3 separate regions of the Mus musculus genome follow, and regions 1 and 3 are each linked to region 2. A link is a loop called in an ENCODE intact Hi-C map of the cell type or tissue named here. Cell type or tissue: gastrocnemius. All regions are shown on one strand.

Region 1 (8,000 bases), 160 kb after region 2:
AGCCAGGTCCAGTCACTCAGTCTGCTGTCGGTCACTCTGCAGGGCTGGCTCCTACAGCTCACCAGCAGCCTATGGGAACCTGTGGGAAGCTCCTCGAGGGTTTGTGACCTGACGGCTGCCCGTCTGTCCCAGGGCTAGCTGCAGTCCTGGCCCTCCTGGAGCCAGCAGGGTGGTGTGCTAGGGAGGAACTTATCTGCAGCGGGCCTCAGTTTCCCTGTGTGGAGCTTCATCGGCTGTAAAGGGAGCAAGGCCTGAAGGTGCAGTGTAACTAACTAAGGGCAGAGCAAGGTCACCCTGGTTGGGGCTTGGCCCTACCATGACTGCCAGTGTCCAGTGCAGCAACTCAGAATGCCAACCTGAGTCTCTGGCTTTCTGTCCCAAAAAGGGACAACCCCAGTTTTGGGACCCTACTCCTGAGGTTGAGAGATGTGTGTCAGAAGACATTGGTGATGGAGATCATGATAGTGAGGCTGTCTGCTTTACTTCATCCAAGGCAGAATTAAGGCAGGCTGCATCCAGAGAAGGATGTGCTGGGCCCTTCTGTTTCAGACAATGACTGCTCTCCTGGCTAAGAGGAGCATGAGACCCTTTCTCAAAACCAAGAGAAAGACCTGAGACCTCAGCCCTCAAGGCTAGGGAGTAAAAGTGGCTAGCCTGGTCACTGGGCCCAGGAGGAGTGAGTGGGACTGTCCTCCACACAGAGAAAGTGCTGACAGGCACAGACACCCGGGAGGATCTCAGCCGAGATGCATCTGTGCACATAATTATGTTTAGTTTAAGAGGAAAGCAGTGAAGGGAAGTGCAAGTCCTGCTGAGAGCCAAGAAGCCCCTTGGGGGTGTCAGGGCAGGGCCTGCAGGAAGGCAGGGAGCTAGCAGAGCTCAGGGTACAAGGAGTTCTCCAGACTGAGGGAAGAGCCGTAGAGAGAGAGACAAGGATAAGAGGTGGGAGACGAGAGGAGGAAGTCAGCCATGGGGACCGCTCTCAAGCTGATGACCTTATGCAAGATGCATCTTGCGTAGTCCAATGGACTCAGTAGTCAACAGCAGGTTCAGCCTGGAAGGTTTAGCAGGTTTATTCCCATTCTGAGTCAGCCCTCCGCATCTCCATCCAGGGCAGGAATCCATGGAGAGCATCCAGCCAGGTCCTCTGTGAGTTCAGGACATCCTGAGCTCTGGGAACACCTTGGCTGCCTCAAACCTTGCAGCAGAGCAAGGTCACCCTAGTTGCATCAGGCTGGTGGCCAGGCTGGTGTGGCCAGGGATAAAGGAGCTGGAGGTCCTGGCAAAAAAAAAAAGAAAAAAAGAAAAGAAAAAGAAGGCTTTGGATTTCATTTGCCCATTGCACAGTGGAAGGACAGCAGAGCTGGGTCAGCTTTAGCTAGTGCACATGTCACAGAAGATGGTCAAAACCAGGATACACAAGTTGTCTCCACCAGCTTGGCACCACCTCTCAGAAAGGCAGAGGGTGGCCTGGCATCAAGTAGGCATACCTGCCTGGCAAAGCATGCTTACCCATCAATCCCTGGCGACGGGAGAGTGGCGGTGATGGGAGGCTGGCAGCTGATCAATATCTCCTGCTTTAAAAATAAAGTTCTTGGCTTGGCCTTGACATTAATCTAGTGTCCAGATCTTGGCTTGGCCTTGACATTAATCTAGCATCCAGAGCCCATTATCTTGAGACCAGTGTTCTGTTCCATTGACCAGCCGGGGTTTTCCTTTCCCCACCATCAGAATAGAACTGCGCTGCCCAGACAGCACCCCTGCGTTCTGAAACAACTCCCACCCTGGGAAATGGCACAAAGGACATCCTACATCTATCCTGGCAGGAGATAGAAAGACCCTCTCACCCTTTGAGAGCCCTGAATGGATTAGGATGTGAAGCCCAGCCCCTCAGTGGGGCCCCAGCAAGGGTGCTGTACAGAACTGGAGTCATCCCGTGCTAGTCTCTCAATCCACAGGAGACAGAATGTGAAAACACGGTGGATGGCGTCCCAGAAACAGCTGGGACCCTCCACACCCAAAGCCACTGTGGCCTCCATTCTGGACTGTAGTATCTGCCCAGGACCACACCCACCACGCCCCATGAGCAGAGCCAACTTTGTAAAGTTGAATGGGATTAAGATATCCTGTCTAGTCATGCCCCGACGAGAGCCCCCCCCCCCCGCCTTCCCTTCCCTCACAGCCCACTGGGTGCCAGGCCTTCGACGTCCGTGACCCAGCGTCTGTGCCTGCCCCTGTGCACACTTGGCCGTTCTCTGCACCTTGCAGTATTTTTCTGCACCATTCTGAGTTCAGGACCTGTGAAGCCCATGCAGGCTGCATGCTGGCATCTGAGGGCATGGGGACATTAGGTCACCTTTGTCCTCTCTTCTCACCCTACAGGTGTGGATGTGTGGGGGCCGCATGGAGGACATCCCCTGCTCCAGAGTGGGCCACATCTACAGGAAGTATGTGCCCTACAAGGTCCCTGCCGGAGTCAGCCTGGCCCGGGTAAGTTAGTGGCTTTCCAGGGGATTGGGGACAGCCTCTGGCAGCATGGAGGCCTCCTGGGTCCCCAGGCTGAGTGGTTGGTAGACAATTTCCAAATGAAATCCAACCAGAAGGAACTTAGGTGAAGCCCTGCCTGGCCACATGGAGACTCTGACGGCGTCCTCTGAGGCTGGGTTTGGAGCTTCGACAAATTAAACTCAATCCTTTCTGATACTTTCAGCACCAAAAAAAGACAGGAAACTGATGTGTTGGTGGAGTGAACTGGTCATTTCACAGGAGGGTTACTTGTGGTGGAGCTAGTGGAGGTACAAAGCTTGACCGGGGTAATTTAAAGAAACATGACAAGCAGACATAGTGGTGGTCTTTTATGTTGATAACCTTGGTGGGAGGCAGGAGGGGGGTGGTAAATAAATAGTTATCTTCTTCACCCTCCCCCCAAAACATGTAAAACTGTGATTGACCTGAAAACCATATCAGGGGTTGAAGTTGGCTGCTGACTTCAAGGGATAATCATTAGCAAGATTAGGGAGTATGGGGTTCGTTTACTGGGGAAATAAAATTTATTGGAAATAAATTAAATAAAGGGAACCTCAAAACTAAGGGACGCTTCTGAAAAGACACGGTGATGTTTGAGATACTAGAGAGGCCAGAGTGCAGCCACACACCCCAAAAATAACCTTGGGGGACCCTCTGGCCTGAGTTCCCAGCGGTTCCCCCTCAGAGAGCCATTTTCATTCATTTTTCTCAACTTCAAATACTGCTGAGCCGGAACATGGCCTAGAAGGCAGGGCAGCAGAGCCCTCTAGTGGTGAATGACTCTAATGACAGCCTCCAGGCCTGCTGCTCTGTGGACAGCCCCTTAACAGGGGAGCTGGGTTCCAGATAAGACATCTTCCCAGATGCCTTTGTCCCTCCCTGAGGAATTCCAAACAGGAAAACAACCAGTCTTTTCATAAGCTAGAGACTGCTACTCTTAGAGGCTACCAGGAGCGTGGGGACAGTGACCCCCGAGCAGGGCCCCACTCCCCAACTGCATCCTTTCCCAAGCCAGAGAAGACTGCAGAGCCACCACACAAGCCTGCCTTTCAGCAGGCGCCCTGCAGAGCAGGGACACAGTGAACTCCCTTCTGCCAGGGTTCTAGCCTCTGCTTCCTGGATGGAAATGAAATGCATCAAATAGCTCAAACTCCAGCTCAGCCCAGTTCAAGGCTGACAAGCGCCTGCATCTGTTGCCGTGACGCCCACACAGGGGTTGGTGGCTGCGTCCCTGTTAGCAGCTGGGGCTGGATAGGGTGCCTCCGTGTCTCAGCTGAATCCCGTTCAGGTATTCAACATCTTTGGCCATCTGTCTGTCCTCAGTCAGATGCTGTGTTTGATGTGAGCTAGCCCCCCCCCCCCGCCCCCGTGGTACATCCCACCTATTCCCTATAAGGCCAGCTATTGCCTGTATGGCTGTACACAAGGTGCTTGTACCCACCGTGGCTACAGCTCACTGCCACCCTTTCTTTAATTGCGGGTCACGTGCAACATGTTTGCTCTCCCCAGCGTTCTGGAATCAGAGACAAAGGGAGCAGGGAGTTCAAAACCAACTCAGGCTTCACAATCGAGACCCTGTCTCGGAAGACAGAAATAAGTCGGCTTACTGTTTTGGCAACAAAGTTCACAGGCTTCTAGAACACTTGCTTCCTAATGACAAGTAGGGCCCTGAGAGAGCCAGCATGCTCTCTTTGAGTGGCACATCTGCCTCTAGAATAAACAGTGCAGTCTTTTACTGCACAAGCCTGTCACTGTCACTGAAAGGCAGCCCTGCAGCAGGCGGAGGGGCCAGGCCTTGACATGCAGGCCAGCGGAGATTTCCCTGTGTTCTAGATTGTTCCTGATGTGTAGGGCACTGAGACCTCCCACTTCCACCAGGCCCAGCATTTGCGGTGGAGGCACCCAGTGAGAGGAACTCTCTTTCCAGTGGTATCGGTGGCAGCAAGGAAGCTTGGCTGTCTCTGGGGATCTACCACAGGATTCTTTCCCATGCATGGTCTCCCTGGTGTCACCGTGCCTCCCTAAGCTCCAGAGAAGGTGACTTTCTGCTTGGCTCATGAGCTAAGAACAGTTTTCACAGTTTTAAGCAATTGGAGGGGAATCTGTGACAACTTGAAAATCAAATGGCGGTTGACATCATAAAGTTTTATTGGCGCCCGGCCCTGCTCCCTCATTTACATAGGGCCCTGTCTGTTTTACAGCCCTGTGCCTTGAGACCATCTGGTCTCCAGAACGCAGATCCCCACCAGAAAACACTAAAACATTTGTCCAGCCACCTCGCCCCGCCCCGCCCCGCCATGCAGTCTGCTCCTAAAGCAGACCTTTACAGACAGGTGCGACTGGTTACACTGCAGAGGGAAACTCAGCTTAACCTCGAGATAGAAGTCGAGCCCACCCAATTACCTGGGTGTCCTGAGGGAGCGGGGAAGCGGGGAAGCGGGTCCAGGCCATTGGAAGAGGCCTGGGTTTGAAGGAAGAGGTTTCCAAGCAGGGGCTTTTGCTGGACCCCATAGACTTGTGCTCTTCGCTCTGAATGGAGTCTGCACAAGATCTCAACCCTCCTGTCTCCACATCACTTTGCCCAGGGCTACCTCCCTCTAAGGAAGGCCACATCCAGTTGCCATTGGTTGATGTTTTACAGTTGGCTGTCCTGAGGCCTCATAGTAAAACTCTCAAACCTCTAAGGATTGTTAGAGATCCCACCTTCTGGTGGGATTGGACCTTCTGAGTGCAAATTATTCTTGTCATGGAATCCCATCGGAACTGTTGTTAAAAATGACAGAAACCGGGCTGGAGAGATGGCTCAGGGGTTAAGAGCCTTGACTGCTCCTCCAGAGATCCTGAGTTCAATTCCCAGCAACCACATGGTGGCTCACAACCATCTGTAATGGGATCCAATTGCCTCTTCTGGTGTGTCTGAAGATAGCTATAGTGTATTCATATACATAAAACAAATAATAATTTATTTTTTTAAATGTCCCACTCAAATTGGCTTTGAAGAGCAGGAGAGCTGGCTTAAGAGTATTCAGGGTACAGGTATGGGGTTCTGAGTTTGGATCCCAGCACCCACATATGAAGCCAGACCACAGACACCTGTAACCACCACCGATCCAGGGAAAGACACGGGATAACTGGGATTTGCTGGTTGCTATCCTAGCTCCAGGCTCGGTGAAAAACCCTGTCTCAAAAAATAAGGTGCAGGGGCTGACAAAATGGCTCTGGGCTAGCCTGTGCTCCTCAGCAAGCTTGACCCTTGCACCCATCTCTCATTCCAGAACCTGAAGCGAGTGGCAGAGGTATGGATGGATGAATACGCAGAATACATCTACCAGCGCAGGCCGGAGTACCGCCACCTCTCAGCTGGAGATGTCGTGGCCCAGAAAAAGCTCCGAGTCTCCCTCAACTGTAAGAGCTTCAAGTGGTTTATGACCAAAATTGCCTGGGACCTGCCCAAGTTCTACCCACCCGTGGAACCTCCGGCTGCGGCATGGGGGGAGGTGAGTGTGAATGGAGGGGCTGGACCCTCACTGCAGGAACGTGCCCAGGAATGCCTAAACGTCACAGTCCTTTCTTCCCTTTCTCTCTTGGACCCTGTCCTGGTGGCGTTGATTTTGTGCCGTTGTGCTACTAAATGTTCTGAGTGGCTACGCTGGGTCAGCATCCATTTTTTCCTTTTGACTATGAGACACTGCTGGATTTGGTTTGGTGTCTAATGTCCTTTGGCTTGTGATGCCAGGGACAGGAGCGCAGGACCTTTCACGTTCTAAGCCGTGCTCTTGGGTGAGCCATGCACACAGCCTATGGTCCCCATTGGAAATGCAGACTAAGAGCACACAGAACAGGTTCAGGGCAACTGAGGAAGGGCCCCCATCTCCACCTCACCCTCCTGCGAGCTTCTCACCGGAACCTTTGAAGCCTGCTGTTGCTACCTGGCCTCTGGGTGATGTGTGCGTCCTAAGCAAATGTGCAGCCTAGAACTCCAACCCAACCCCCAGCCTTCATGGCTGATGTGTGGGCCAGGGCCATTTTTGTTCTTTGGAGTGGGTTGGGGAGAACCCACACTTTCTTGTGCCATTCTCTAACCAGAAAGGATAATTCTACGTGGACAGCAAAGATCTTGCATCCCTTTTGAATCGCTTCCTGGACAGATACTGTCCCTGGACAGACCTGTCCCCTTCAAGCCCTTGGAATTGGGGTCAAATGGATCCTGGATCTGTTGGATAGAGTGCTCTCAGTGTGAGGCCAGAGAAGGACCTTGCCCTACAGGGTTCTCCTTTCTCCCGGAGGACCTCCCAGCAGCCTGGGGCAAGCTCCTCACGGGCAGTTCGAAGTTCAGCCTGGCTGGGGTTTCTGCCGTAGTCTCCCCAGCATCCGGCAGGGCCCAGTGGACACCTCGAGGAGTCTCAGTGGCTGGTCCCTTTCCTCCCTCAGATTCGCAATGTGGGCACAGGACTGTGCACAGACACGAAGCTTGGCACACTGGGCTCCCCACTGAGGCTCGAGACCTGCATCCGGGGCCGAGGCGAGGCTGCTTGGAACAGTATGCAGGTAAGGGCCACTTAAAGGGGCTCTCGGTCCCAGGTCAGTTGTCAGCCAGGAGATGAGTCTCAGAACTCCCAGAGCACCAGGGAAAGGGGGGTGGGATTCCTGCACGTGACACCACCTGGACGGATACACTCCCGCCCTCATGCCTAGGACCAATAGACAACTTTGGCTCATTTCACTAATAAGGGGTGCATGTGTGTGTGTGTGTGTGTGTGTGTGTGTGTGTGTGTGTGTATGTGTGTATACGCGAGTGTGCGTGCATGTATCTGCTCTGGTTTCTGTTATTAAACTCAGTGCCATGTACTGAGTACTTTATAAAGAATGAAAGTTTATACTTGAAGTTCTCATGGTTCTGCAGATACAAGAGTGTGACTTCTGGCCAGGTCTATCAGGGATCTTTCTGCGGGATAATGACTCATAGAAGGCACCGCCTCAGAACGCAGGCAGCATGTGCTGCCTGCCCCGTGTCTGTCTTACTCTGCTTATAAAGTCCTCGGGCTGGCCGGTGAGATGACCCAGCCAGTAAAGGTACTTGCTGCCTTACAGGGCTAAAAAAAAAAAAAAAAAAAAAAGTTCAATCCCCAGAACTCAGGGCAGCAGATGAGAACCAGATCCCCAAAGTTGCCCCTGACCAACACATTCATGCTGTGGCACATGGTGAAACACACACACACACACACACACACACACACACACACACACAGAGGGAGAGGGAGAAGGAGAGAGAGAAAAAGAATACTTTTTTAAAAAAATAAATAAATAATAAAAATATTTTTTGTAATCAAGGTCTCACTATGTAGCCCTGGCTGTCATGGAACTTGCTACGTAGACCAGGTTGGCCTTGAACTCACAAAGATCCTCTTACCTTGGCCTCCTGGATTCTAGAAATAAAGGCGTGCACCACACCCAGCCTATACAAATAAATTTAA
Region 2 (8,000 bases):
CAGACTTTCCAGGAGCTCTGAGATAATTGCTGGGGGAGGCTGAAACTAAAGCCCTGGCAAGACCTTACTGGCCTCTACTAGGCTTTGGGGTAGCTTCCTATGAATGTTTTGGACTGGCTCTGTGATGAAGGCCAAGTGAACTGCCTATCTTTGGGTCTTAGGAATTAACTGAAGTTCTGCTTGGAGCCTGTTGAAGGTGTGTTGGAAGTTCTAGTGGGCAAGGCTAGAGGGATGTCCTTAGATTCTAGGCAGAAAGTCGGAACCTGGGGCACAGCACAGCCTTCATCTCTGTCTCCCACCTACACACACCACAGTCTGTCTCTCTGTCTCTGTCTGTCTATCTGTCTCTCTCTCTCTCTCTGGGTCTCTCTCTCTATCTCTCTCCCTCTCTCTGAGCTTCAGCTTCTTACCTGATTCTGTTGCTTGCTCTCTCAAATGCTCACCTCTGGGGTGTAGTTCCCTGACTGTGTGCCCACCTGTTATCACCTACACTGTAGGCAAAACCTTTCAGTGGTACTTCATTGAGAGCTGCAGGTCCAAGAAAGGCAGCAGAAATACACCTCAGCAAACTGCCTTTCATCCCATCTCCAGCCAGCTGCTTATACAGAGAATAGAACAAAACTCAGTCATTCCACACTTCTGCCCTGCTCCTTTGGTCAGGTAGTCAGCTTCGTCCATGTGACTCTGTCCCTCATTGTTGGTCTTTGTGCAGCTGTAAGCGTGGTTCGTGTTGGGCCACGGCAGTTCTGTATGCCTCCCAGCACCGCCTGGGCTGGGGGCAAACTGAGAACAAGCAAAGCATTAGTATGTGTGCTGAGCCATCCATACAGAAACTGCAGGTTCCACTCTGCAACATGTGTAACAGGTGTGCCCTTATAATGCAGAAATTTTTCCCCCTATTTGTCCTTGCCTGCGTAGAGAGCACTGGTCAAATACTGCAAGCTTCTATCCCTCCACAGCTAGGCCTGCTGATAGAACAGAAAGTGCTCCCCAAAGCGACTGCAGTCCCAACAGGAAGTAGCTGTTTACAGCTCCTTACCCAGTGCAATGGGCTAGGCACTTATGCACACAACTCATGTAATATGTATGACAGTGCAATGAGATAGGAATCATTTCTGTTGTGCAAACGTGGACAGAAGGCCTTTAAAGGATCTAAACACTTGATCCAGACTCAGGGGCACAGGCCTTAAGTCTTAGCCCTTTTGAGAGAGAAGCAGGAGGACCAGGGCTCCAAGGTCATCCTCAGCCACATAGTAAGTTCAAGTCCAACCCAGGGTTACTTATTCTCAAAACAATGAAACCAAAAAAGGTCTAATCACTTGCTCCTGTCACACAGGATACAGGAAGTCACCACATGTCCCTGTACAGCTGGCATCTAATGTAAACATGCCCAGTTCTCCCACGTTCTCATATCTAGTCCCCGTTATGTGAGGACTGGTGGGAGCACTCTCTTGCTGGGACTGAAGCCTCTGCCGCATAGCAGTTAATCCCGCGCCTCATCGAACCTTGCCGCCGAGAGCATGGGCCAGCTTGAAACAGTTCCGGAGAATCTGTTACTCAGACTGTGACCAGAGGGACGAAAGATGCAGGGCTGTAAGAGAGGGTGCCTCACGGAGGCCTCGTGGCTGGTGCATCTGCTTTTGAAAAAAAAAAATGTGCTGGATCACACACTTACAGAGCTGCTTTGCTTTAACATGAGAAACTGACAGGAACGATTTAAGAGTGGCTGCTCTGAAACACCATTAGATAGTCCTCCTTTTCATTTCAACATTTATTATAGGAGAGAGAGAGAGAGAGTACCCCCATGCCCCAAAACCTATGTGGAAGTCAGAGGACAACTTTGGGGAATCTATCCTCTCTTTTGGCCATGTGGAAATTCTGGGTATTGAACTCAGGTCCTCGGGCTTGGCAGCAAGCTCCTTTATTCGCAGAGTCATCTCATTTCCCTCTCCCCGCCCCCTCAAGTAAAATAAGGACCACCTCATTCACATTCATTCAGATGAAGCCCCTCAGTTTCCATTCAGATTCCATCTCTACCCATCCCCCAGAAGCTTCCGCTGCAAATTTGATCATTGTCGCCTGGCTCATTCCGTGCCCGCCTCTCCACATACCCAGGAAGCTCACACAAACAAAATTGAACACTGATGTCGTAAGCAGAACCACACTGTACCCCCCACCCCCACCCCCATCCTGCTGACGGCTTCTTTCCTCTCACGAGCTGCCACTGAGGACACTTTAGAAGTTAAGAATCATGTCCTATTGGATCTCTGTGGTCCTGTGCGCCTTGTATTTTCTGTATGCTGAATAATTCAAAAGGAAGGAAGAACAGGAGGAGGAAGAAGAAGAGGAGGAGGAGGGGGAGGGGGAGGAGGAGGAGGGATAAGGATGGCGGAAGGAAGAAAGAAGGGAAGAAGAGGGGAGGAATGAAGAGAAGAGGAGAGGAAAGGGGAGAGGTGGAGACTAGTCAATGCCATCAATCTTGAGTCAAAACTTCCCGTGTGGGTCTCAACGTTTGGGATGGAATGTGTGAGACAAAGAAACCTACATAGCCTTGAGCTTCCTGTGTAGCTGATGCTAGCTCTGGAATTCCAGGCTTGAGCCACCAACTTGCTCTCACCGGTCGCTGTTTAAAGCTTGCGAGATAGACAGGGAGGCTGAACTCCTTCCTATGCACCGCGATCTCCGAAACTCTGAGAGCTGGGAGTCCCATTCCAGCCGCTTCCATGGAGGCTCTGCTGTGAGGAAACGCTCGCTGCTCATTAATCACCAGCCAACTGTAGCCTGTCAGCCTTTGGAGGATTCCCTGCCAGGCCCAACACTTGTCTTCCCTCCTTTGCTTCTTCAGCTTCTACGATGTGTCTATCAACCATCGGTGTCCCCGGCTCTGTCTCGGCCTCCTAAATGTCCACCTGGAGCACCTCTGATTGCTCACCCTGCCTCTGCCTTCCCGTGGGCTCCTGTACCTGCCTGCCTGCTTTCTTGTTCTCTTCCCTGGGCATGCTACAGCATAGCGCCAAGGTTGAGGCTGGGCTCTAGATCTCTCCTGATTCCTGCTTGCCTCCATTTTAAGGATGCTTTTTATGGTGGCTTCAAGTACAGGAAGCTGCTGGAGGTGTTTGGGAGGCAACCTCCAAAGAGCACCTGCTCTCCCCAGCATTCCTCACTTTCCCCACCCCCCAATCCTACCACGCACTGTGGGGTGGGTCTTTTATTCCTTAGAACATTACAAAAACAGTGACTGAGACACTGAGTAAGGTTGGGGATATAGGGATGGGTCAGACAGCTCTGCTGGAGTTCAGGTATTCTATTCGGGAGAGGCAAACAGAAGCCTACAACTACTCAAATTTATGGTAAGCCACCCTCTGACAAATAGCCCCACTCCCACCCTGTGCTCTAATTATAATGTCTCCATGCACCTTCCATATAGTTTTCTATTTTAAAACATAATTACATTGTATTTATTATTTATCTTACACATACACATATATATAGTATGTGAATGTGTGTGTGTGTGTGTGTGTGTGTGTGTGTGTGTGTGTGTGTGTGTGTGTGCATGTGATTCATCCAAGCCATCCCATGTATGCGGAGGTCAAAGGACAACTTTTAGGAGTTGGTTTTCTCCCCCATGAGGTTTCCGGAGGTCAAATTGAGGTTGTTAGGGTTAATGGCAAGCACTGTTGCCTGTGAGTCATCTTGCCTGCCCTCACACATTTTATCCTATTTCACATATAAGGAAGCTGAAGAAAAGTGTGGATGCGCTACCTGCTCACAGGTACACAGCTTGTGAGAGTCAAGGCCAAGATCTGATCACTGTGTGGCTATTGGGAGAGCCGGGGAAGGACGGCATTCTTCCTGTTCATGAATAGATATTTTGTTGGTGGTGGTTTTGTTTTTTTAAGTCACAGATAAGTCTCACACATCCCAGGAAGTTTTTGATCTCTCAATGCTACCTAGGATAACCTTGAACTCCTACTCCTCCTGCCTCCACTTCCTAAACCCCAGGATTGCAGGCATGCACAATAATATTCAGTTTACTCTTGCTGGGGACAGAATCTAGAACCTCATGCCTGCCAGGCAAGCCCTCTACCAACGGAGCTATTTCTCCAGACTTCAGACTCTTACTCCCAATTTGACCTGAGAGTAAAACCAAACCGTCAGAAATGAACCGGTGGGGTTTTGGGGGGGGGGAACGACACAGGGGTAGGGAGATGAGGAAGCGGCTCCTCCAGCTAAGATGGCCGAGTGGGGGATTGAGTACCACAGGCTTCTAAAAGAAACACCTCCCCTACCCATCAAGGTGACTAAGGCAGGCTGGGCCGGGTGCTCACTCAGTCCCAGTGTGCAGTGAATGAAGTGTGTGGTCGGCAAACGACCAATGTGCTGCCTGAAATAAGTGACTCAATTATAAAGACAGCAGGTGGCGCCCCGTGTTTCCCACACCAGCCAGCAGGTTTAGGTTCCAAGTCCATATTCCCCAGTCCCACAGCCCTGAGGTTTCTGGTCAATCTGCATATTCACCTCGTTTCTCCACTGCTTCAGAAACTCCTGTTACTATTTTTTTTTCTTTCAGATCTTGCTGTTTCAATTAGTAGCTGGGTTTGATCTAGATGCTTTTCCTCATGTTAAATCCCTTTTGATAAAACAGTCCCCAGAGAACCGGTCTTTGAAACCTCTTTATGAGATCTGGAGTGCAGGAAAACGCCGAGGATAATTACCCACAAGCAGACACTTCTCAGAACCCATTTGCGGTCTTAACAGCGTCCTGTCCTGCCTGACCTGCCTTGTCAGTGATCCTCATGCAGGCTCCACCTCCCTGCTCCTTGTCCTGGACAGCTGCCTGGGGGAAGTCCTTCTCCCAGACACTTTTGTTGCGCTGGAAATTCTGCCTGGGGGGCCTTTGGCTATGAGATGACTCTTGGATGCTTCTAGAACACACGGTGGCTCTCGAGTTTCAGTGTCTCATTGGACCCCTTAGATTAGTGTGATCAGGACATGTGACTTCCACTCTATTGACACCTGCTCGGTTGCCACTAATGTCAATCAGAGAAGTATTTATCTCAGATGTCCATCATATGATACAAGTTGTCAACCACCCTGAGAAGAGCCTCTGGCGGGTGACCGCCATGTCTCCCTGGGCTTTCTGAGCAGGCATGCTCACACTTCCTCTGGTTTGCTGTAGTGTGTTGCTGTTGTCCTGATTCTTGTTTGGGGTAAGTGGGGGTGGACTGACACGGGGTCTCCTGTAGCCTAGATTATTTTTGTTGCCTTTGTTACCCTAGCCTTACTCATCTCCTAGACCCTTCATATCCACCCTCTGCCCTTGCAACCTCCCCCACAAAAGAAAACAACCCACAAAATAAAAATAAATAAAACAAAACATAACAGCCTCTCATCATGGAAGTTGTAGTGTGTCACAGTGTGCTCCACAGTAAACTCTTTCATCCACACTTCTTGCAAATGTTTAATGCAATGAGTCACTGGTCTGGTTCAAGGCTCTGGCTTCTGTTATACCATCAATACTGGATCCTCACCTGGTCTCCTTCCAGATATCATGTTGTTGTCCTGTGTCATAGAGATCCTGCAGTTTTGGGTCAGCAGAACCGGCCCTTTCATGTGCTCTAACAGCTCATAGGTAGATGTTTGGGTGGACCTACTCAGAGCCCTGGATATCTGGGCCTGGGTGGTAGCTGAATTGGTCAGCTCACCTGCTCTCCCAGACACACACCACCAGGGCCAGCTGTCCAGCACTGACCTGGCTAGATTAACCAATGCTGTAGCCGGCAAGGGGCAGGGTCAGCTCTCCTGCTCACCTGCATCCATGCCACCAGGGCCAGCTCTACAGTGCTGCCCAGGCCCGGTGGGTAAGGGGTCACTTATAGAAGCAGGAATGACTCAAAAGGAGCTATCTCTGAAATGCTCACCCAGACTCACAAAAGCTGGGACCCTGGAGCTCCTTGTACCACCAGGAAGCATCTCCCTGGGTCCAAGAACGTCCTTTCAGCAGCTTAGATGGTCAGAGTCTTCTTGTCTGGTGGCTGTCTACTGCTTCCCGTGACTCTGAGGAAGGGCTCGTGAATCTTAGCAGTTTCAGCTTTCCTAAACTTGTGAAGTTTGTTTACCTCCTAATCGTAGTAAGCCTCCTCCTCCTCTTCCTCCTCTTCCTCCTCTTCCTCCTCTTCTTCACCTTCCTCCTCTTCTTCCTCTTCCTTGGAGGGATGTTTCATTTTGGAGGAAACTGATCTCTAAAACTACTCAGCCTTTCTCCCTTTCTTTCCTTCAGATCTCCACTCTGTTCATGAGGATTGTCCTTCACTAACTACCAGCCTGTGTGACTCTAGAGTGTTGAAGTTTGGTCTGCTGCTATGTATTCTACTGCTAAATACTGCCCCCCCCCCAGGTCTGGTTGCCCCCCAAAGGACAAGGAAATCCTCAGGTATACTAAATGATGCTATGTAACCTTGCTCCTTAATATGAAACTATTGGTTAAATAAAGATGCCTACAGCCTAAAGCTGGGCAGAAGAGAGGTAGGCATTGTTTCGGTTCCTTGGGTAGGCTTGGGGTCTGAGGCAGGACCACAAGAAAAAGAGAGAGGAGAATTAAAATAGGAAGATGCTATCGGGTAAGGGATCATGAGAACTGGCCATGAGGGTTGGCCAGTCGGAGCAAGAGCAGCCCAGGCAGAACACAGCAAGTCATATTTGGGAGTTATTTATAGGGAAGAAGACAAATTAGACATAGAGGGTTGATATCTTCCCAGCTCTAGTGCTGATTAAGGCTAATTATATATATAAAAGTTTTGTGTCTGTTATCTGGGAACCAACTGATCAAAGGTGGGGTAGAAATCACCAACTGATAGTAAATATTTACTACAACACTAGAAAGCCTGTCTGATCTATCCATGTGAGCAGATGACACAGGCCTAACCAATGAGAGTGTTCCAGTCCCATCCCCTCATGATTGATTCTGAAATGGTCACCTGAGACTGACCAGAATCCAAAGACATCTGCCAGAACTGTGGAAGAGCTGTTCGTTCCCTGGGAGTGGCTAAGCTGTCCACACATGAGCCTGGGTTTTCTGAGGTTTACCAGATGGACAGAACCTGCTAGGAAAGAAAGCTGGCTATTTGCTACTTTCGTTGTTACTATGACCAAATACCTGATTCAGTGGTTTGAATATGCTTAGCTCAGGGAGTGGTACTATTAAGAGGTGTGGCCTTGTTGGAGGAAGTGTGTCACTGTGAGAGTGGGCTTTGAGATCCTACTCCTAGTTACCCGAGGTTGCCAATCTTCTCCTAGTTGCCTTTGGAACAAGATGTAAAACTCTCAGCTCCTTCTCCAGTGCCACACCTTCCTGCATGCTGCCATGCTTCCCACCCTGATAATAATGGACTAAACCCCTGAACCTATAAGCCAGCCCTAATTAAATATTGTCCTTTATAAGAGTTGTCTTGGTCATGGTGTCTCTTCACAGCAATGGAAACCCTAACTAAGACACCTGATAAGAAGTAATTTAGGGATAGAAGGGGTTGGTGTGGCTTGCAGTTTGAGGGTACAGTTCTTTATGGCTGAGGAGTCATGGTGGCAGAAGCCTGAGGCAGCTGGTCTCATAGTAACTGAAGTCAGGAAGCCGAGAGAGATGGCTACTGGTGCTCATCTCTCTTTCTCCTTTTTATTAAGGCCAGGACAGAACCCCAGGGAGTAGTGCACCCCCTCACACTCAAGGCAGGTCTTCCCTCCTCAGTTAAACCTCTCTGGAATCACCTTAATAGACATGCCCAGAGATGTGTTTCCATGGTGATGCTAAATCCAGTCAAGTTGACAGTGAAGATTAACCATCGCGTGACATAGAGAAAAGAAAGAGAAGCTGAGAGGTGGCAGAAACAAACCCTGGTGACATTCACAGAAGGTGGCACCCAGAGCTAGCCCCTTGGCTGCAGACTTCTAGTCACCCTAGTCCAGTTACATTTGGGTTTTTGACTTTTTATTATTATTTTTGTTTC
Region 3 (8,000 bases), 110 kb after region 2:
CTGGGCAAGCAGGAGTGTGTCATCCCAGCACCTGACACTCATTTCCGAGGCTCTGCCCTGGTTGTAGCCGGCAGTCAGCCACCTGCGGTTCCAGAGCACAAGGAAAGGGGTTTGAATTGGCATGAAGCCAGGAGGAGGTCAAAGTCTTAGTCCAAAAAGAGAGTAAAATGCCACAATTATGTGTTATATGGACTGCATGTCGAAATGCTAATGTTTTCGAAGAAGGTGGGTTAGGTTCAATGAAATGTATCGGGGCTCCAGAGATGGCTTAGTGGTTAAGAGGGTGCCCTGGTCTTATAGAGGACCTACCTTCAGGACTAGCACCTGTGACTGGCAGCTCCCAACTGCTGGTAACTCCAGCTGCAGGGGCTCCAATGCCCTCTTCTGGCCTCTACAGCAATATCCCTACACACACACACACACACATCAAAATTAAATACATCCTTAAAAAATAAATACGTTACTCAAACTAACATCATGTATTTCTTGATTGTTCCTTTGGAGTGCTGAGGACCGAACCCAGGGCCTCATGAACGCTAAGCAAGCACTCCACCATTGAACTACACCCCTTAGCCTCTGCTTATTTTTATTTTCTTTTGGCCTGTGACATTGTCTCACTGTGTAGGCTATGTTGGCCTAGAGCTGGTGGTCTTCCTGCCTCTACCTCCCGAGTGTTTGGATTACAGGGGCTTACCGCCACGCCTCGTTTTCTTTCTTCAATGTGGAAAGCAGCTTGCTTTGCCTACCAGGGCTGTCTCAGTACCTTCCCGTTGGGCAGCAACACACTGGGCACTTTGTCCTGTGGATGAGTGTGCCCGTCTTTCCTTCCTCTCCTGGGTGGTGAGTTTCCAAGGGGTTGTACTGAGCTTCTGTGTCCCCCCTGGCCTCAGCCCATCTAGCAGGCACATGGCTGGCACTCAGGAAGATGCTGAGGGCTGGACAGGCAATAGTGTTCTCCTTAAGCAGTGTAGCCTCTGGACCATTGTTATTGCCAATATTCCCTTTTTCTTCTTTTTCATAGTTTCTTCTTTGTCTTAATTTTCTTCTTTTATTTCTGAAGGAATTACACAGTCGACAAAAAAAGACATTTTTCTTGGGAGCTGAACAAAGGCTGAAGGACTGGCATAACAAGGAGGCTATCAGGAGGGACGCACAGCGCGTAGGTATGGAGGGCGCGGCCGAGTGTGGGCATCGTGTAAGTGTGCCATGGGTGTATGCGCATGTGCTGAATGTGTTAGAGGTGTCTGGACCCCTTGTTCACTTCCTGCCTGCCACCGTCTTTCCTAATAACCGTACCTACCTTTCACCCATCTGACCTCAGCTGTCAGCACCAGATCCACTGACTTCACATTCGCCCTGCCACCTACATATCAGCACGTGACTGTGTCTCCATCCTAGCAAGTCCCATCCCAAAGGAAGGAGCAATGTTTCAAAACGACAGGGATTGATCTCAAAGCAAGTTCCACCCTCTTCAACCTGATCAGGCCTTTATGGCTGGCTGAATAAGAGGAAATCTGTACCCCAGAGAGATGCTGCCACCTGCCAGTCATCACGCAGGGTGAGAGTAAGGCCAACTTGAGACTCGAACCCAGAACTGGAAGGCAGAGGCAGTTCTTCACCAACTACTGATTCCTTTTGCTAATAGGGCTTTGTCGCCATTCATGTATGGCTGGCAGATGGGGGAAGGGCCTACACGAATATCTATACAGAGACTGTAGAGGTTTTTTCTCTGCAGAGTCCAGGCAAAGGTCGGGAGAGCAGCTGCAACCCCCCTCCCCCAAAGGCTGTGGGGTCGCCACTGAATTCCACCATTCCTGAGCCTCTGATGACCTCACACAGTCAGCTTGTTCCAAGGGTGTGGAGGGAGAAGATGGCTATAATGTTGCTTTGCTTGAGTGGAAAGTGGATACAGTAGCAAGAGGGATTGAAATGGTGTGTGGTGATCTGGGTTAAAGGTGTCCCTTCTAAATTATTCATGACAGAACCAACTCACCACAAAGCTCTAAAGAGAGCAGGTGTAATAACTGAGCTGATGCCCACAGCATCCCCAGCCCTGACACATGGCGCTCTGTGTGCCAGGAATGCTAAGTGAAGCTAGAAGGGTCCTCCTTTAAATTAAGAAAGGAAACATCTGCAAAGACACAGCTGGCCAGACAGTTGTGCCTGAATTATTAGAATATCCTTATAGGACTGCCTGGCAAGGGAAGAAAGAACAGCAGAGAGATTAAGACAAGCAAAAGGCTGTGTGATTTCTTGTTTGTTTGAAATAAAATTATGCATAAGTATTAAAGAGTAAATATTTTTAAGTAATTTATGAAGTTGCCTAATTATTTTAAAAAAACAGAAAAGAAAAAGAAAAACAGGAAAAAGTGATTTAATAAAACCAAGGAGTGCTAAGTACACACTGGGTCTTCCACACCAAGAGGCCTCCTCCAATCACAGACCTTGTCTGTTGAGAAGACAGAAGCCGCAACATGGCCAGGATGCTGCCCTGAGGTCCAGCTGGCTGGCCTTTGCCCCATCTCCTCTGCTCGGCATTTGGGGCTGACTATGGCTGTGCAGGTCTCCTGGAGCCTTGTTCTGAGCAGAGGTCAGACCTCTTTCCACCTCCTGCACCTGAGCAGCCTCAGCGACCTTGATTTTTGCAACACTCAGAGAGTGGTTGGCTCTAAGCAGCCGCTGGAGTGGCTGACTGTTAGACACAGTCCTACAGACCCCCGAGATGCTTCTCCCAGGGTTGTGTCCACCCTCAGTCTCCAGAAGCTCATGGGATTCCCCCAGAGAACATGCTGTCGGAGCATTAGAGACCCTTCTCAGCCGGATGGCACAGAGAGTGCCAACCCTTTGTCCACTGAATCTGGGACTTACAACAGAACTTTCCAAGCAGACCTGGCGTAGTAGATATGGTTACTCTTAAGTTATCTTTCTTAAGTTATCTCTCAAGTTTAGAGAGAAATCAAATCGTCTTTTATCATCATGGCATTTTTAAAAATTACTCATTATTTATTTACAGCTGGACTGAGGATCCAGCCCCAACCCAGTACCTCATAGGTGCTAGGCAAACACTCTGCCACTAAGCTACATCCCAGCCCTTGTTTATGGCATTTTTGATTAACACAGAACATTTGCCTCACTTAGGTGATGATAATCAGATCGACTCAGGTTTATCTGGCGATTGACAACTCACAGAAAGTTATCGCTGTGTAGCCTCTCGTTTGACTGCCCTAGACATGCTTGCTGCTGGTACCAGAGAAGACAATTCTAGCTGAGGGTTCCTCCGCTCAGAGAAAGCAGACCTGCCTCCTGTCTGGGAGAAGTGAGCAGGCAGGGGGATCTAGCTCTGGAGGGAGTGCAGGGAGCATGGGCTTCGGCCCTCAAACTTGGTTCTGTAACCTTTTATGAGTCTCAGTATACCTTCAGAGTGACAGTTCTCAAGTCCACTCTACAGGGTTGCTATGGGGACTCCAGGGAAAAGATCAGTGGAGTACAGAACAGGACCCTGGCCACATGAGTGCTGGCACCCCTCCCCCTCGTCTCACTTCCACTGCACAATTTGGGGAAAATGTTTAGGTGAAGTTCATATTGATTGTTGGGGAGCTAGAGAGATGGCTCTGCAGGTAAGAGCATTTGCTGCTCTTACAAATATAATAAGTTTGGTCCCAGAAGCCATGTCAGGCAGTTTACAGCTGCCTTACAGTTTCAGCTCCAGGGGACATAAGGCCCCCTTCTGGCCTCCACAGGCACCTGCACTCATATCTGCACATACCCACACACAGAGATATGCACACACACACACACAACATTTTTGTAAAAATTAAATTTATTTTCATTTTATATGTGCAAGTATTTTGCCTGTGTGTATGTATGGGTACTGCGTGTGTGCCTGGTACCTGAGGAGGTCAGAAGAGGGCATGGGATCCCCTAGAACCGGAGTTATGGGTTGCCGTAAACTGCAGTATGGGTGCTGGCACCTAAACCCGGATCCTCTGGGAGAAAGTGTCCTTTACTGCTGACCCATTCTCCAGCCCCCACATGATTTTTAAAAGTAGAAGAAAATGTATTCTTTTAAATCTTGGTTATCTGGGTTTTTTAAGACGTGCTTAGGTTAGTAGAACTCACTCTGGGTGTGTCTGTGAGGGAGACAAGCAGATCTTTGGAGCACTGACCTGATGAAGATGAGCTACTAGAAGACATGGGTTGGAGAGAAAGGCAACAAGATGAACTCCTTGTCAAGGGAAGAGAGATTTATTACTGTCAAGGGAAGAGATTTATTACTGTCGAAGATGGTCTGGGGAGGGCCTGAAGAGAAAGTCTTCAGTCTCAACAGACAAAGCATGGTGTCCATCCTTAAAGGTTTCTTTGCACAGCCTTTAAGGAGGCTTAGTTAATATATAATATAGTCTAGTAGCCGTCCATAGTGCTTGCCTGTCGTCAGGTCGTCTCTCCAGTGTCCAGGTAGCAGAGGGAGGGAGAGGGCATGGCTTCTTGTGAGAGCAGTGAGTGGTCTGTCCACTTTCCAAAGAAGCCCTTGGAAGAGAGAGATGTTTCTGGAAGGTGTGGCTGGATATTTTGAAGCCCCCCAGAACACCATCAGCAGGGTTTGGGACCCAGCAGTGATGAAACTGATACAACGACAGTTTGGGAGAAGACAAAAGTAAGGGGCAGGGCCTCTGTGCAGAAAGTAGAGCGTATCCTTGGGACTGAATATCACTCTGACCTCTTCCTATACTCCCTCTTTCTGCTTCCTGCACCCCCTGCTGGTAGCAGCCTCTTCCACACACTCCTGCCATCTCCCACGGAGTACTGCTTCGGAAGCACAGAGCCATGTGACAATGGACAGAACTCTCTGGAATAAAACTCTGGCTCCATTAAGTTGCTTTTCTCAGGTCCTTGGTCACAATAATGCAGATGTAATTAGTGTGACCCATGACTAGGCATAAGATTTTTTTTTTAACTTTTTAGATGTTTTTATTTTATACATATGAGTGTTTTGCCTGCATGTAAGTCTGTGTAGCACATGGTGTGCAATGCCTATAGAAGCCATAAGAGGGCATCTGAGCTTGAGTTACAGGTGGTTGTGAGCCACCATGTGAGTGCTAGGACCCAAGTCTGAGTTTCTCTGCAAGAGCAGCCAGTGCGCCAACCACTGAGCCATCTATCTCTCCAGCCCCAGGTGTAAGGCTTTCTCTGAGGTCCTGTCATTCTTCTCCCCCCTCCCCCCCCCCCCAGTCTCAACCCCTGTAGATGTCAGGTAAACCAGCAACACTGAATTTGCTCTCTGCCTCTAGGATATGGAGAACAGGGGAAGCCTTACCCCATGACCGATGCCGAGAGAGTGGACCAGGCGTACCGGGAAAATGGATTTAACATCTACGTCAGTGATAAAATCTCCCTGAATCGCTCTCTCCCCGATATCCGGCACCCAAAGTGAGTGTCACGTCTCTCATCTTCTGCTGTCTAACTAAGGATTTTGCCCATTGCTCTGGGTTGCACGAGTTCATTAAAACAAGCATTCACCTGAGGTGCTGCCAGCCGGCTGCCAGGTGGAACAGAGCCCCTGCAGAGGCTTGAGCAGTCAGACCCTCTGCAGCATGGAGCTGGAGTGTCTGGGGATGGTGCACCAGGGTGATCCTTCCCTCAGAACAGGAACCAGCAATTCTCCAAGTGTCTGCAGAACACTGCCATCGGTTCACCTGGGCATTTGTCACACTTGCGAGAGTGGGTGAGGGCCATGTGTGCCACAACACATGTGGAGGTCAGAGGACAGCCTCTGGTGTAGGTCTTTGCCTTCTGCTTTGTTCAAGACAGGGTCTGATTGTTATTCACCATGTATACAACAGGCTAGCTGCTGCCGGCTCCCAGGAGTTCTCCCCTCCTCCCATCTCACTGGTGGAGTGCTGGGATGACAGGTGGTCCACACCCGTGTCTAGCTTTTCTGTAGATTCTAGGAATTCAAACCCAGGTCGTCTGGCTTGCTCAGCAGTCACTTCCCCCACTGGGCTCTCTCCAGCTCACTCCTGTGCCTCCATGCAGATTAACTGTCCTGAAGCACTGGAGGCCATCAGCCAGCAGTGTCCTCAGAAGCCCTGAAAGGTGACTCTGATGCAGACAGAGGGTAGAATAGGAAACCACACAGGCAGGAAGCCTCGCTTGGAAGACAGGCTGTCCCCCCGGGACCAGACCCTTTGCATCAAACTCTTACACGGAGGAGACAGACGAGGAACCCAGGGTGCTTGCCTGTTGGACTTACTGTTTCATGATGTAGAATCTTCTGCTGACATACAAGAGTGTTGTTCAGCCACGCTGATATTTCCAGCTTCAGATCAGTGAGCTGACAATGTGTGTTACCAGACCAAGCCTGTGCCTGACACCAGGAGCACCTATGGTCGTAACTGTAAAAATCTTACTCCAGTGGTCCCAACCGCCCACCATCCTGAGCTCTTCGGAAGGAGCATAGCGACTCATCATCGACTCTCAATATTCTCCTGGTGTGGGCCTTCAACTATCTGTCCTCCTGCCTCAGCCTCCCGAATAGCAGGGATGACAGGCCTTTGTCATCAGGCCCAGCTCATGTAACTCACTAAGTGCTACCCTGACTTAAGGAGGAAATAGATTACATGAGGGATATTTTTATATGATTATAAAATAAGTAAATCCTCAACTGAATAGTCCAAAGTTAGAAACGGTGTCTGCCTGGTTTGCTTACTTCCTTTTTCTTTTTTTTTTAAATTTCGTGTGTGTGTGTGTGTGTGTGTGTGTGTGTGTGTGTGTGTGTGTGTGTGTGTGTGCATATGTCACAGCATGCCTATGAAGGTCAGAGGAGAGCTTACCAGAGTCAGTTTTCTCCTTCCACCTTGTAGGTTCCTGGGAGCAATCTCAGGCTCAATAGCGATCTCCTTATCTGCTGAGCCATCTCTACAGGTTTCCGTTCTTATTTTGTATATATTTTTTTCTTCCACATTAAACTTCCACATTTCCTGAAATGTGTCCACGGCTTGGGAGGAGGGGTCTGAGCTCAGGAGACTTCTGGCACCTCAGGTAGCAGCCTGACCACCCGACTAGCCTCCTGCTTACTAATGTTGAGTATGTCCTAACACCTGCTTTTTCCAGTCACCAAGTGTGGAAGCTGAGTTTCCAGAAGCAAATAGACAGCTAGCTACCTTGAAGACCTTCTCTCTCCCCAGAGGGGAGGTTTTCCTTCCGTATGTCTGTGGGAGCACATGAGTAAATTAGACCTGTGGTGTAGCACGCGCCTTTGGTTTCTTTTAGCTTAAACAACTTCTCAGGCAGGAGCCGGGGTTCCCCTTTTCCTTTCATGCCTTCAAGCTGACTTTTGGCAGCAGCACCCCAAGTGCAGGATAGAGGGGCTGTTTGCTTATACCAGTCGCCTCTATTCTCACCAGAAGCTGCCCTGGAGACACACCCACAGAGAACAGGAGCTAGGCACTTTGGCCCCAACTTGCTGGGCTAGCATGTGGGAGGTGGCCAGCTGGCTCTGAGCGGGCCTGCCCTCTGCACCTCCAGCCAAGTGAGCGTGAACAAGGGCTGGCTGGTGGGCTGGCCCACTTTCCCTACTTGCTGGGAAACCCAGCCGGGCTGCTTGGCAACCAAACACAGGGGCTCTTCAGGACCCACAGCGGGTGACATAAGGGAGTCTTGACTGCAGAAGTGAGTAGGTTCTGCAGGCTCCTCTGGGATCCATGCAGTTGGAGGGTCAGTTTGCCAGTGCAGAGCTAACCACAATGGGGAGGGATGTCAGCAGCCCGCAGCCACGACCTACTCCATCCCGATCATTGAACTTCAGGAAGGAGTAGATGCGAATGGAACCTTTCACCTACCACATCCCCACTCCCATGTCCCCTTCTTGGTTTCTCCTTTTGTGTTAACATGGATAATTTCTGATATACTCTGGATTTCCACAGAAGACTGTATGGATTAGTGTATTAGGCCAGGTTCTCCAGAGACTCTCTACAACTCCAGCAGGTTACAGAGTCCAAATG

The links. Peaks named below come from ENCODE experiments on the same cell type or tissue, not always from the same donor. Only the 100,000 strongest peaks of a DNase experiment are listed, where the experiment ranks them.
Region 1: it touches region 2 in a loop (11-fold over the local background); 19 of 42 quality-filtered maps call a loop at or near these places.
Region 3: a loop joins it to region 2, with 2.0 times the contacts of the local background. A loop is called at or near these places in 8 of 42 quality-filtered maps.

The regions. Positions count from the first base shown.
Region 1 is chr11:57,775,249-57,783,248 of GRCm38, forward strand. It overlaps Galnt10 (polypeptide N-acetylgalactosaminyltransferase 10), which reads left to right. Exons shown (of 12, transcript NM_134189.2): 8 at 2,383-2,490; 9 at 5,802-6,023; 10 at 6,958-7,074. Among named protein-coding and RNA genes, the nearest start is that of 2010001A14Rik, 22 kb to the right of the region's middle. In gastrocnemius, a CTCF peak has its summit at 3,307 (motif pointing left); DNase peaks (open chromatin) are centred at 1,500 and 3,307; H3K27ac peaks cover 466 bases.
Region 2 is chr11:57,613,344-57,621,343 of GRCm38, forward strand. No RefSeq gene overlaps it. Among named protein-coding and RNA genes, the nearest start is that of Galnt10, 28 kb to the right of the region's middle. In gastrocnemius, a CTCF peak has its summit at 4,418 (motif pointing right); DNase peaks (open chromatin) are centred at 4,393 and 4,841; H3K4me3 peaks cover 532 bases; H3K27ac peaks cover 595 bases.
Region 3 is chr11:57,720,235-57,728,234 of GRCm38, forward strand. Galnt10 (polypeptide N-acetylgalactosaminyltransferase 10) reads left to right here. Exons shown (of 12, transcript NM_134189.2): 2 at 1,061-1,163; 3 at 5,289-5,427. Among named protein-coding and RNA genes, the nearest start is that of Gm24582, 17 kb to the right of the region's middle. In gastrocnemius, CTCF peaks have their summits at 3,739 (motif pointing left) and 4,772 (motif pointing left); a DNase peak (open chromatin) is centred at 7,536; H3K27ac peaks cover 1,078 bases.